Linked DNA regions of Homo sapiens: region 1 is linked to region 2. Evidence: read pairs that join two places in POLR2A ChIA-PET (ENCODE). Cell type or tissue: PC-3. All regions are shown on one strand. Each heading gives the region's core, and the rest is flanking DNA. Links, peaks and the distances in the headings are about the cores only.

Region 1 (7,896 bases), core at 1,482-6,481, 260 kb after region 2:
CAGTTGTCTGTGTATCTCATTCTTCCTGGAAGCAGGACAAGTACGTGGGACCCACCGAATGGCAGGGCCGAACGAGCTGTAACACAAACAGTACTGAAACATGCCTCTTGCTCACCACATTTCAGGCAACAAGATGGAGAGAAGAGAGGAGAGAAGAGCTGCAGGCCTTTGGGGAGCCCTGACCTAGGAGCTCCTCGAGCCAGGGCTGTGACACTCTCTTTAGGGATCTACTGTGACACTCTCTTTAGGGATCTCTTCCGGGTACCACCACATTCCCTGGTGTCAGCCATGGAAGCTGCTTGTGGTATACATGGTCTAGCTGCAGCCTTGCAGGGAGCCAGTGCCTGTGCCAGCGTCTGGAGCTGTCTGCCCTGCTGCAGCCGGCATGCCTGGCTGTGTGCAGTGAATGAACCCCAAGCTCGCTCACACACCCCTTGCTGCTCCTTGCCTGGCTTGCCCTTGGCAGGCGTGGGATCCAGGCCAGAAGTGCAATCCGAGCTCAGCCTGCCAGGCTAAGTGGCAGAATAAGCCCAGTGGGCCAGTGCAAAACTCAGGCAAAGATGCCACCAGCCACAAAGGTTTTCAGCTGGTGAAACGACACCCCAAGTATCCTGTAACACGATATTTTTCCTACACATACATACCTATGATAAAGTTTAGTTTTTAAATTAGTCACAGTACTCTTGCCCTTTGGAGCCATTATCAAGTAAGACAAGGGTTAACTGAACACAAACACTATGATACCTCCAAAGTCAATCTGATAACCGAGATGCTACTAAGTGACTATGGACTAGAAGTGTCTAAAGCAGGGATAAACCATATAAAAGAGTGATTCACATCGCAGGTAGATTTCATCATGTTATTCAAGACAGCGTGCAATCTCAAATTGATGATTTGTTTATTACTAAAATGTTTCATTTAAGATTTTTAGATTACAGTTGACTTAGAGTAACTAAAAACACAGAAGGCAAAACTTTGGATAAGGGAGGACTACTGTAGGTGGTACATTTATGTGGGTTAAGGCATACATAAAATATCTCCTCGAAACCATTTAAAACATGAGAAATAAGGATATAATATTTCTGAGTGGAAATAAGTACTTTGTAAGACAGTACTTGTGGTTTTATTTCTTTATACACAAACTTAAGTATGCATACAAAGTGCTAAGAATTTACAATGTAGCATCCATCTATATGTTTATACATAAACCAATTATACTTAACTTTTCCATATAAACATTTTTCTCATCTATAAGATTACTTTGTGCAAGTTAAATAACCTCTCTTGATTTGAACTCATCTTCAAATAGGAGTGAATGTAATTTAAATTACTTATCAGATTGTTGTAAGCATTAAATAAGATAATACATGTAAAGTAGTTAGGCAAACATTGAGCAAATAAATAAAATAGATTATCATCTAGTGACACTGAAGCCATCATAACATTGCAGCTCAATGCATTAATCATGTGTTTGTGGTGATGCTGGTATAAACAAACCTAATGGGCTATCAGTTGCATAAAAGTATAGCACATACAATTATGTACAGTACATAATTCATAATGACAAATGGCTATGTATTGGTTTATGTATTTCCTATACTTTTTATTAATTTAGAGTGCACTTCTTACATTTATCTGAAAAACAAAACAAAAAAAACATTAACTGTAAAACAGCAGGTACTTCATGAAGCACTCCAGAAGAAGGGAGGAGATTGACAGCTCTATGCCTGTTGTCCATGAAGGCCTTTCAGTGGGACAAAATGTTGGGGTAGAAAACAGTGATATTGATGATTTTGACCGAGTGCGGGCCTAGATTAATGTATGTGTTTGTACCTTAACAAAACATTAAAAAAAATTTAATAGAAAAAATAAACTTGCCCTTTGTGATGGCTTATGCATGTAATCAACACTTTAAGAGGCCAAAGTTGGGTGGTATCTTGAGGCCAGAAGTTTGAGACCAGACTGGGCAACACAGTGAGACTTCATCTCTAAAAACAAACAAACACCTTATATAATAAAGACATTTTTAAAAGAAAATACTTTTCCACAGTTGTACAACATGTGTTTTAAACTGTGTTATTACAAAAGAGACAAAAAGTTAATAAAAATTTAAAAGTTTATAAGGTAAATAGTTACAGTAAGCTACTAAAGTTATTTTACTATTGAAGAAAGAATTTTTTTATAATTTTAGTGTAGCTTAAATATACAGTGTTTATAAAGTTTACAGAAATGTACAGTAATGTCTTAGGCCTTGACATTCACTCACCACTCGCTCACTGACTCACCCAGGGCAACTTTCAGTCCTGCAAGCCCCATGCATGGTAAATGCCCCATAAAGGTGTACTATATTTGTTCATTTATTTAAATTCCTTATAGATTCTGTATATTAGACTTTTATCAGAGGCACAGTTTGCAAATTTCTTTTCCCATTCTGCAGATTGTCTGCTTACCCTATTGATAGTTTCTTTTGCTAGGCAGAAGCTCTGTAGTCTAATTAGGCCCCATTTGTCTATTTTTAGTTTTGTTGCAATTTTGTTTGGCATCTTCATCATGAAATACTTACCAGGGCCTATGCCTAGAATGGGCAAAGGACATGAACAGGCACTTTTCAAAAGGAGACATATATGTGACCAACAAACATATGAAAAAGTGCTTAATATCACTAATGATTAGAGAAATACAAATCAAAACCACGAGATACCATCTCGCACCAGTCAGAATGGCTATTATTAAAATGCCAAAAAATAACAGACCCTAGCAAAGCTGTCAATAAAAGAGAACACTTATACACTGCTGATGGGAATGTAAGTTAGTTCAGGCATTGTGGAAAGCAGTTTGGTGATTTCTCAAAGAACTTAAAACAGGACTACCATTTGACCAAGCAAGGCCATTATACCCAAAGAAATATAAGTTGTTCTACCATAAAGATACATTACTAATAAGTTTATCGCAGCGCTATTCAAAATAGCAAAGACATGGAATCAACCTAAATGCTCATCAATGGTAGACTAGATAAAGAAAATATGGCACATATACACCTGGGAATACTATGAAGCCATAGAAAATGAATGAGATAATGTCCTTTGCAGCAACATGGTTGGAGCTGGAGGCCATTATCTTAAGCAAACTAATACAAGAACAAAAAAGCAAATACCCCATGTTCTCACTTATACGTGAGAGCTAAACATTGAATACTCATGGACACAAAGGCGGGAAAAATAGACACCAGGGCCTACTTGAGGGTGCAGGGTGGGAATAGAGTGAGGATCAAAACACTACCTATTGGGTACAATGCTTATTACCTGGGTAATGACATAATATGTACATGAAACCTCTGTGACATGCAATTTATCTATAGAACATATCTGCTTATGTACCCCTGAAACTAAAATAAAAATTTTTTAAAAATAAAAAAATTAAAATACAAAGGCGTATCCTTTTAAATCTTTTATATCATATTTTTACTTTATCTTTTATATGTTTAGATACACAAATATTTGCTATTGTGTTACAATTGCCTACAGTGTTCAGTATAGTAACATGTTGTACCGGTTTGTAGCCTAGTAGCAATAGTCTATACCACATAGCCTAGGTGTGCAGTAGGCTATACCATCTAGGATTGTTTACACTTTGTGATGTTAGCACAAGGAAATTGCCCACAGGGTGCATTTCTCAGAATGTATCCTCATTGCTAAGTGACTCATGACTGTATAAATTTTATTATTGGTATTATTAAATTTATTTGTAAGAATAAGTTAGTGAAATAATAAAGTTTACTTATTTTAGAATAATAAATAATAAACAAGTTAAAATAATTAACTAATAAAACCAACGCACTAAAATTTTTAAAATTTACTTAGGTTTTAAATATTTTTTGTTTTGTGTTGTGTTTTAGAAATAAATCTTATTTAAATTTTACTTTAAAATTCTACCAATAATTTGTATTTGTCCTTGTATTCTTACAAGATCATGTTTTGTTTTCTAAATGTTTTACTTTATTTTACTTATTGTTAGATTTGTTTATTGATTTCTGCATTTTAAAATTTTTATTTTCTAAATATCAATAAATGCATTTTTAATTAAAAAATTGAGAAAATTTTAGTTTCCCATGTCACTATAGAAATAATACACTGTGTACACTTTTCTCAGTTTTCCCTAAAGGCAACATTTTATAAAACTATATGTGATATTATATTACAACCAGGCTATTGACATTGATAAAATCCACTAATCGTATTCATACCTTCCCAGTTTTATTTGCAGTTGGTTGGAAGCTATGCCCGTATGTGTACTAAGTTCAATACAATTTTATTACCTTTGTCTATTCTCATGTACACCACCACATTCAAGATACTGTACTGTTCCAAAACCACCAGCATCTCTTCACTTATGATACTGTACAGTTCCAAAACCACTGGGATCTTTTATAATTTTGTATGTAACAGTTATGTGTGTATTAAGTACGTAAACAGTTATCTAAGATTAGTGGTAATGATTACTGATCCTTTTTTCAGAAAGAATGACTGTACCATTTACATTTCCAGGATCTCTCATGCTGTTCTTTTACAACCATTTCTATATTTTCTCTCAGCATGTTTCCCTAGAGATTCATATAAGATATTGGCATATTCATAGTTTATTTGCTTTTTTTCCAAGTACAATTCTAATGTATGAATGTGCCACAGTTTGTTCAACCATTTATCTGTTTAAGACCATGTGGGCTGTTTCCAGTTTTTGGTTATTACAAATAAAACTGTCACACACCTTCATATACAGGTTTTTGTATGAATATAAATTTTCCTTTCTCTGTGATGAACACCCAGGAGTAGAATTGTCAAGTCATATGGTAGTTGCAGTTTTAGTTGAGTTGAGTTGTTGTTTTAAAAAAGATTACTGGCTGAGCGAGGTGGCTCCCATCACTTTGGGAGGCTGAGGCAGGCGGATCACTTGAGCCCAAGTTGTTTAAGACTAGCCGGAGCAGCCTGGCAAAACAACTTCACTATAAAAAAAAACAAAAAAAAATTAGCTCGGCATGTGGCGCAAGCCTTTAGTCCTAGCTACTTGGGAGGCTAAGATAGGAGAATCATCTGAGCCTGGGCAAATTCAAGGCTGCAGGGGGCCATGACTGCACCACTGCACTTCAGCCTGGGCAACAGTGAGACTGAGACTCTGTCTCAAAAAATAAAAAAATAAAAAAAAGAAGAAAGAGTGGCTGTACCATTTACATTTCCACCAATGATGTAGGAGGTATCCAGTGTCTCTGTACCCTTGCCAGCATTTGGTGTTGTCACTATTTTTCATTTTAGCCACTCTGATACATATGTAGTGATCTCATTGTGGTTTTAATTTGCATTTCCTTAATGTCTGATGATGTTGAACATCTTTCCATGTGCTTATTTGTCATCTGTACATCTTCTTTTGGTAAAGAATAAATATATTTTTACATTCTTGGGGAATGTCTCCATTTGATAAATTCCCTAGTTAACCTACACAAGAGTGGTGTTTCAAAAGAGATCAGCCAAGCCCAACCACTTGAACTATGAAAAATGTCGTTTTAAGCCACTGAAGATTTGGATGGTTTATTACATAACAATAATAGCTAACAATAGCTAACTGATAGGCCTGCTTTGCTTCCTTTATAACCTCCCTATATGAATCCTCCAAACATCCAATCCCTGATGCAGTATTGATTCAAAGAGTTTCAACAAATTAACATTTGGAAATAGGTTTATACACTTGTAACAAGAGTATAGTAATGCTTATGTTGAAACTGTTTGATGAAGATAAATGAGAATTTACGTGAAATGCTTTATCCGTGGTTTGCATTCAATAAATGCCACAGGCAATAACAATTATTAAATATTTTATCTTAATAAATCCCAAGGAATATGGTCCTTCTCTGTTAACTTGTTTCTAAAAGATTAAAGGCCAATCACTCTGAAGAGGCCAGCCACCTTGTGATTGACTCCAATGAGGTTTGGCTCATATTTGGATCATATTTCTACCATTTGCCATAATTTTCATCCATAGTCCTACCATCTATCATCAACTGTTCATTCCATCAATATTTGTGCTATCTTCCTTCTTACTATGTTGGGGTTTCAAGGTGCAATATTTTGTACAAAAAAAGCAAATGACTACTATTAATACTTTCTATGATCACTATAATTTTATGAAGTATATGAAGTATTAGATATTGAAAATAAAAACAATTGGTTATATGTGAAATATTAACTTATTGATGTTCATGTAGCCGTATATGAAACTCATATTCTAATATCCTTGCAACAGCCTTACCAATAAAAATCTCCTGATAGATCAGATAACAATATCAAGTGAAATATGGTATGACCACTATAGCTTTTAGCGTAAATTTGCAGATTTAATGACTATTAGATGGTCTGAATGGATTCAATTCTGGTATTATAAGTATATTGGTCATATTTTTTTTGAAATTGTTATTAAAAATAATTTGTTATTTTCAAAATAATGCATAATAAAAACTAATTTAATACCAAAATGTCTTCAGTATTTATCCTTATTATTATATTTGATATTATATTCCAAAATTATTGTTGATTTCATACACAATTATTGGAGATTTGACTAGTTATTGGAAGAATATTTTGCAATTAATTTACCAAGATAGGTCCACTAGCATGGTGTGTGTTCAAAGCCAACATTCCACGGAGATTTTACAACTTCTCATGGTGAAGCTACAAAAATGTTTACTGGAATAAAATTATTTAATCATTGCTTTCCTGTGGATAATTTTAGAGATACTAGACAATTTGTTAATATACTGTATTCAACTGAGGATGATTTAAGGAAATTCTGGCTTTAACTCGGGACTAAGCTCAAGTAGAAATGGATGATACTTCGTTCTAAATGAGAATTTTGATAAGATTCCTAACTTTTCACCAAGTAATGTTTATTTTATTGGAAATTTATGTAATGTTTACAAGCTATATCTTTCCAACTTTAACTCACAACTCAAAATATTAACAATTGAAGTCTTTTTTTTTTTTTCGAAGAGACTAAGGTGTTTTCTCTCAAGTTTTGATCAAAATCTCACTAAGAAGGTAGAATTTAGGGGAAATTTCTGAAAGATGTGCAGTCCTTACAATCTTCTCACTCTCCTTTAGTAAGCCTGACAATTAAAAAATCAAGTATTTCCAGTATAATATTTCAGTTTTACAGAAAATTATTTGAGTATGTTGCATTTTATATTATGTCCTTGACTTTTATCTGTATCATAAGAATAAGCATATGAAATAGAATATTGTAAGAAGATCCAGATGAAATACTTCACCTTTTTTATTAAAGGAATGAGTGTCGAGTATATTGACCCTTGTAGTATTACTGAAAAAAATTAGGAATTAAAGTATTCCTTTAAACTTTGGTGTTTAGAAAAGTTTGGTCTTTCTTAAAGGATGAAGTTACTTCCTCCTTTTTGAAAATGTCGTCATGTAATTGACCATATTTTAATCATATTTTTCTCTTTTGGTTTCAAAATTGAAAACAAACATTTTAACCACTCAAATTTTAAAAGTTTGTTTATTTCAGTTCCTCTCTCTAGTTTTCATTACTACTTATATAATCTTTCACTCACTTATTTTTATTTTTTCTGTGCACCAATTATCCTATTCTCTTTCAAAACAAAAACCCAGAAAAACATTACAGATTTCTCATAAAATGAAGAGTTTTGAAACCCCCAAAAATAATATTTTATTTACTGTTTGATAATCTCTACCTTAAATCAGATCTGCAAATATAAAGTTTATAGTCTCTAGATTGAGCTCTTCTCATCCTCCAGGAATCTCTCAAATTGTTACAATTGCTTAATTCTTGAAAATATACATTTCATATTTATCCTTTTCCTATCTCTAATTTTCA
Region 2 (5,000 bases), core at 1-5,000:
TGTTTCAGGCCTCCCTCCTAGGTTCTGGGTGGTGGCAGCATAGCCCCAGTGTCCACAAGGCATTCTTGTGGAAAAAGGGTACCTGTGTGATACCTGTGTATTTGTTTCCAAATCTCTCTTTTGTATGAGGACACAGTCATATCAGAGTAGGGCTCACCCTAATGATCTCATTTTAACATGGTCCTGCAAAGCCCCTATTTTTGCAAAGGTCAACTTCACGAGTAATGGGATTGGGGACTTCAACTACTTTTTGGGGAACACTGTTCAACCCATAACAATACTTAGATATCAACTTCACTATATAATTGTTATATGAATATACGACAGTTTGTCCATTCTTCCACTATAAGACTGTTTGATATTGTCAACTTCTTGTTCTATGACAATCTTTGTACATATCCCTTTCTGCTTCTGTTCTTGGGTTTTGTTGTGGCAGATACATAGAATTAAATTTATTCTGTGGCAGAAGTTTTCAAGTTTCCCACCAAAGTGTACAAATGTGTACTATAAAAAATGTAAGTCAGTGCAAAAGGCTCTTTTTTTAAACCCTCATTAATGCTTGCTTTTATCATATTTTTGAATTTAAGGTGCTAAATGTATCCCATTTTATTTTATTTGCATTTTCCTGATTCTGAAAAACGGTTTTAAACTTTTCATATAATTTTGGGCATTTGAGTTTATTCTACAAATTGCCTGGTCATAGTTAAACAATCTTTTACTTAGGAATAATCCTTTTTAAAATTTATGTTCACTAGGTAGTAATTTTTATTGTTTTTAACCCAATGAATTTTTTTCTTAATATGTAGTTTTTAAATACATTTTTGTTACGTTATTTCTTACTTTGACAAGTATAAAACTGTCCATCTGTTCTGTGTGATTTGTACCTTGTCAATTTTTTAAAAATTATTTCTTGGAGTGTGATATAAAGATATGGTCATATATTCCCATCTAAAAGTAAATTTGGATTTTCACATAGAGATCTCTAATTTCCCTATGATTTATTTTCTTATATATTATGATGTGAGTGTCATTTCAGTATGAATAATTTGCTTCTCAGTGCCCCTTGTTAAAGAGTTTATCATTTTCTTATGAGTAATGACACCTCTGTAATATATAATACACTCACATATACATGGCTCTTTCTCTAGTTTCTCCATTGTGTGCTTTGTTTATTCAAAATAACTGTAAGTACAAAGTCGTTTTGTTGTTGTTGTTGTTTGTTTCTATGTTTTCGAGATGGAGTCTGGCTCTGTCACTCAGGCTGGAGTGCAGTGGCATGATCTCAGCTCATTGCAACCTCTGCCTCCTGGGTTCAAGCAATTCTCCTGCCTCAGCTTCCCAAGTAGCTGGGACTACAGGCCTGTGCCACTACACCTAGCTAATTTTTGTATTTTTAATAGAGACGGGGTTTCGCCATATTGGCCAGGCTACTCTGGAACTCCTGACTTTAAGTGATCTGTCCTCCTCGGCCTCACAAAGTGCTGGGATTACAGGCATGAGCCACCACACCCAGCCCTAAAATGTATTTTTGTTTTTTAATAATAAATATAATAATTACAATGTCATAATTATTATAAAATTACAATGTGTCTGTGATTTTTTCTGTCCTTTTTTTTTTACTTGTTTTGACTATTCTTTGCTTTTTTTATAGCTTGGTGATTTTTTTTTCATTTCTCATGACATACTTTTAATTGTCCTCTAAAAGAGCTTGTTATCAGTGTAAATCACAGTTTATACATCATCTTACTTTCTTCTCTGTTGTCTCTTAAATTTTTTATTGTCTTTATGATTTTTACAGTTTTCATATAACAAGAAATTGATATTGGTATTATTTTCACTTATAGGTTTTGGAAATCATCATGATTGTTGAATATGCAGTTATATCTATCACTTTCATCTATTTTAGAAATTGGTCATTGTTGTGTCTTTAAATCTTATGTTCTTGTTCTTTCTACTTTATTCTTTTGACACTTTTGTTAGATAAATGCTGGGTTTTCTCATTATATCTTTCATGTCTTTTCCCTCTTATTAGGTTATCTTAAAAATTTGTCATTTTGTTGTAATTTCTTCAAATCATTTTTTTTTTGGTCAGATAAGGGTAAATTTATTCAAGTAATACCAGAAATTCCCAATTGTTTTTAGTTTTCCTCCTGTCCAATGAATGCACTTTTCACAAGTAAATAGATTCATCTGTGGTAAATAATTTAACATTTTAAGCTGTCTGTGTTGGCAAGGAATGGGATATGAATGCATATTGTTGATTTAATGTTGTCTAAGCAAAAATAGTAGTAAGATTTAGAGGTCTTCCAGTTTTTGTCAATTTTTGCTTCAATAAAATTTTATCACTCAAGTCTAGGCTTCAGAATTAGGAAAAAATATATATATTATATAAAGTTTAATATATATATATATGTGTTTCTAATATATGACAGACTATTTCTCATAGTTATCTGGCCCCAAATCCTCTTTTCAGAGTAGCAACTGGTACAAAAGGAGCAATAATTTTGTTTGACATCAACTATAATGGTTGTCATAGTATATTGAATGCAGTAACATTATTTTGCAGGGGTATGTGGAATATCTAAGTGAATATCATAGTCTCCACCCAATAGCAAATATCTGCTTAGAAACTATTGCCATATTCTAACTGTTTTATTTACAGCCTTACCCACCCCCCAACCCGCAATCCATTGTTCTCAATGTAATCAGAAGAACAATAAGTAAAAATTAGCCAGGTGTGGTGGCACATGTCTGTGATCCTAGCTACTTGGGAGACTGAGGTGGGAGGATTGCTTGAGCCCAGGAGTTCAGGGTTACAGTGAGCTATGATCATGCTACTGCACACCAGCCTGAGTGACAGAACAAGACCCTGTCTCAAGGAACAAAAAAAAAAAAAAAAAAAAAATGAGCTTTTAAAAACGCAGACATGGTAATAGCAGTCTTTAATTCTAACTATTGAATATAACCAGTTGGTCTTAGAATAAATTATTCAAACTCTTTAATATGGCTTATTGGAGCTATGTTATTTGTCCCTGCTTTTGTTATTACTTGATGTTTTATTCTCCAACTTCACCATTTGTGTCGCAGCCATATAGAAACATATTTAAGTATCTCAATATCATACAATGACCCCCAATCCCTCCACAACACATACACACATATAATGTACTTTATGTCCATACATGCACCCCATGTGCATACATGAGCATCCCTACACTCTTTTATGTGACTATTTCTGTACATTATTCATATCTTAAGTTATAATTCATTTCCTTTAGTAGACTTGCCTGATTCTTCAGGTCCAGAAGAGGTGTTTTACATATGTGTTCCCATAGTACACTATCCTACCACTATAGTTATTTCCACATTGTAATAGCCTCTTTTACTTGTTTGTATCCCTCACTAGAAGCTAAGTTCTACAAGAATAATGCTTGTGGCTTTCACAGTTTGCTTGTTTTCCTTTTCCTGTAGTGTCACAGTATCTATCAATGCTTTTAATAAAATATACAGGAAAAAGCATATTTATTAAGTAAAGTAATGATTAAATGAACAAATAAGTTTTTTGACTGATTATGATAGGATTTTATTCCAAATAGACCTAATTCTAGTCATTATATAAAGTTATTCATACTAAGACAATAAAGCAAAGATAATACCAAGTTTTAAAAATAATAGACAATTGGTACAATTGCATTAAGCAGACATCTGTAGTTATTGAAGGCATTGTAACCCATTGAAACATTTGTTATTATATTAAAAATATCATGAGGGTGAAGCAGATAATTGACATGATCTAACTTTTGTTTTACAAAGATCGCTTTGACAGCTATGTAGCTAATAGCTATGTGGCCAGAGTGGAAGAAAGAACACCAGTTAGGATGTTATTTCAGGACTCAGGAGAGATAGTGGTGGCCCAGATGACACTGGTGACAAAGGAGATGGTATATTTTGAATGTTCAATTTCAGAATGAACTCAGTATTTAAGAAGCACGCCATCCCTAATTGGTAATATTTCTATTCCTTGAACTACTAGAGAAGATAAAAGAAGAAATTGTTAGCTTTGCTCCTGAGGTTTTATCCATATGTGGATTTGAAGTAGTTTGACGTATAGCTATTTGAACCAAAATTAATATTTTTGTACAAGAACATTAAACTTTTTGTTTAATGAATGTAGTAAGTGTAATCTGTCAAACAGAAGGTCACCAAGTAAAGGTATGGAACACCAACCTATAGGAAAAAAGGGCTAAAATTTTAGATAGCAACCGATTTCTTTCAAGCTTGCAAGTTAAGGCTGGAGTACACAGATATTATATTTAATGTGAATTTTCTTGATGATAAATTTTCTTTATAATGCTCACAGTCCTGTTGGCATCTTCATTACTACGAAACTATATGACCAATTAACTTTTCTCATAAAGAAGCAATATTTGAAGGCTTCCAGCTATTCATCATTTGCTTTGAACTAGGCTTTTTCATCTGTGATTATCAATGCTCTTAAACACTGATGAATAAGTCAATTAAATAACATATTGTTTAAAAATGTAATATTTTTGTTCAATCAGTTATAAACTTCATAGTCACATACTGGATTAGATAAAGAAAATCTAAATTATTTTGAACAATTTGTTTGTAAATTTAAAATGTGCATATAACAAATTTAAATCATGAACCCCAACACTAAATTTCAAGGTTTTTAAAGTATAGATTGATTTAAAGTTACCATGGCCCTCAGTTTATGGATATCCTATAAAAATGTGTATCCAAAACATGAATAAAAAATAAGAGACATTTGCAGACTAGAAAAAGAAGTATTTTATTTATTTTGAAGTGCAGGATAAAACATAAATCACAGTAACATTTCTGAATTCAACTCTTCTAAACTCCAATACTATTTATTTCTTTGCTATATTTTCTGTATTGTTTAAACAAAATAAAAATGTGTTAAGTGACTAATTCAAAGAAAAACTGAGAAAAATATCAATTTTTTTAGGTACCCAGGA

Evidence for each region. Peaks named below come from ENCODE experiments on the same cell type or tissue, not always from the same donor. Only the 100,000 strongest peaks of a DNase experiment are listed, where the experiment ranks them.
Region 1: POLR2A ChIA-PET joins it to region 2 with 17 read pairs; 2 of 35 experiments call an interaction of 5 or more read pairs at or near these places.

Annotation. Positions count from the first base shown.
Region 1 is chr4:65,186,698-65,194,593 of GRCh38, reverse strand. No RefSeq gene overlaps it. Among named protein-coding and RNA genes, the nearest start is that of LINC02835, 51 kb to the left of the region's middle. In PC-3, for the core only: no CTCF peak of the experiment used is centred there; a DNase peak (open chromatin) is centred at 3,623; H3K27ac peaks cover 278 bases.
Region 2 is chr4:65,444,881-65,449,880 of GRCh38, reverse strand. All of the region lies in intron 5 of EPHA5 (EPH receptor A5), which reads left to right. Among named protein-coding and RNA genes, the nearest start is that of LINC02835, 210 kb to the right of the region's middle. In PC-3, for the core only: no CTCF peak of the experiment used is centred there; no DNase peak of the experiment used is centred there.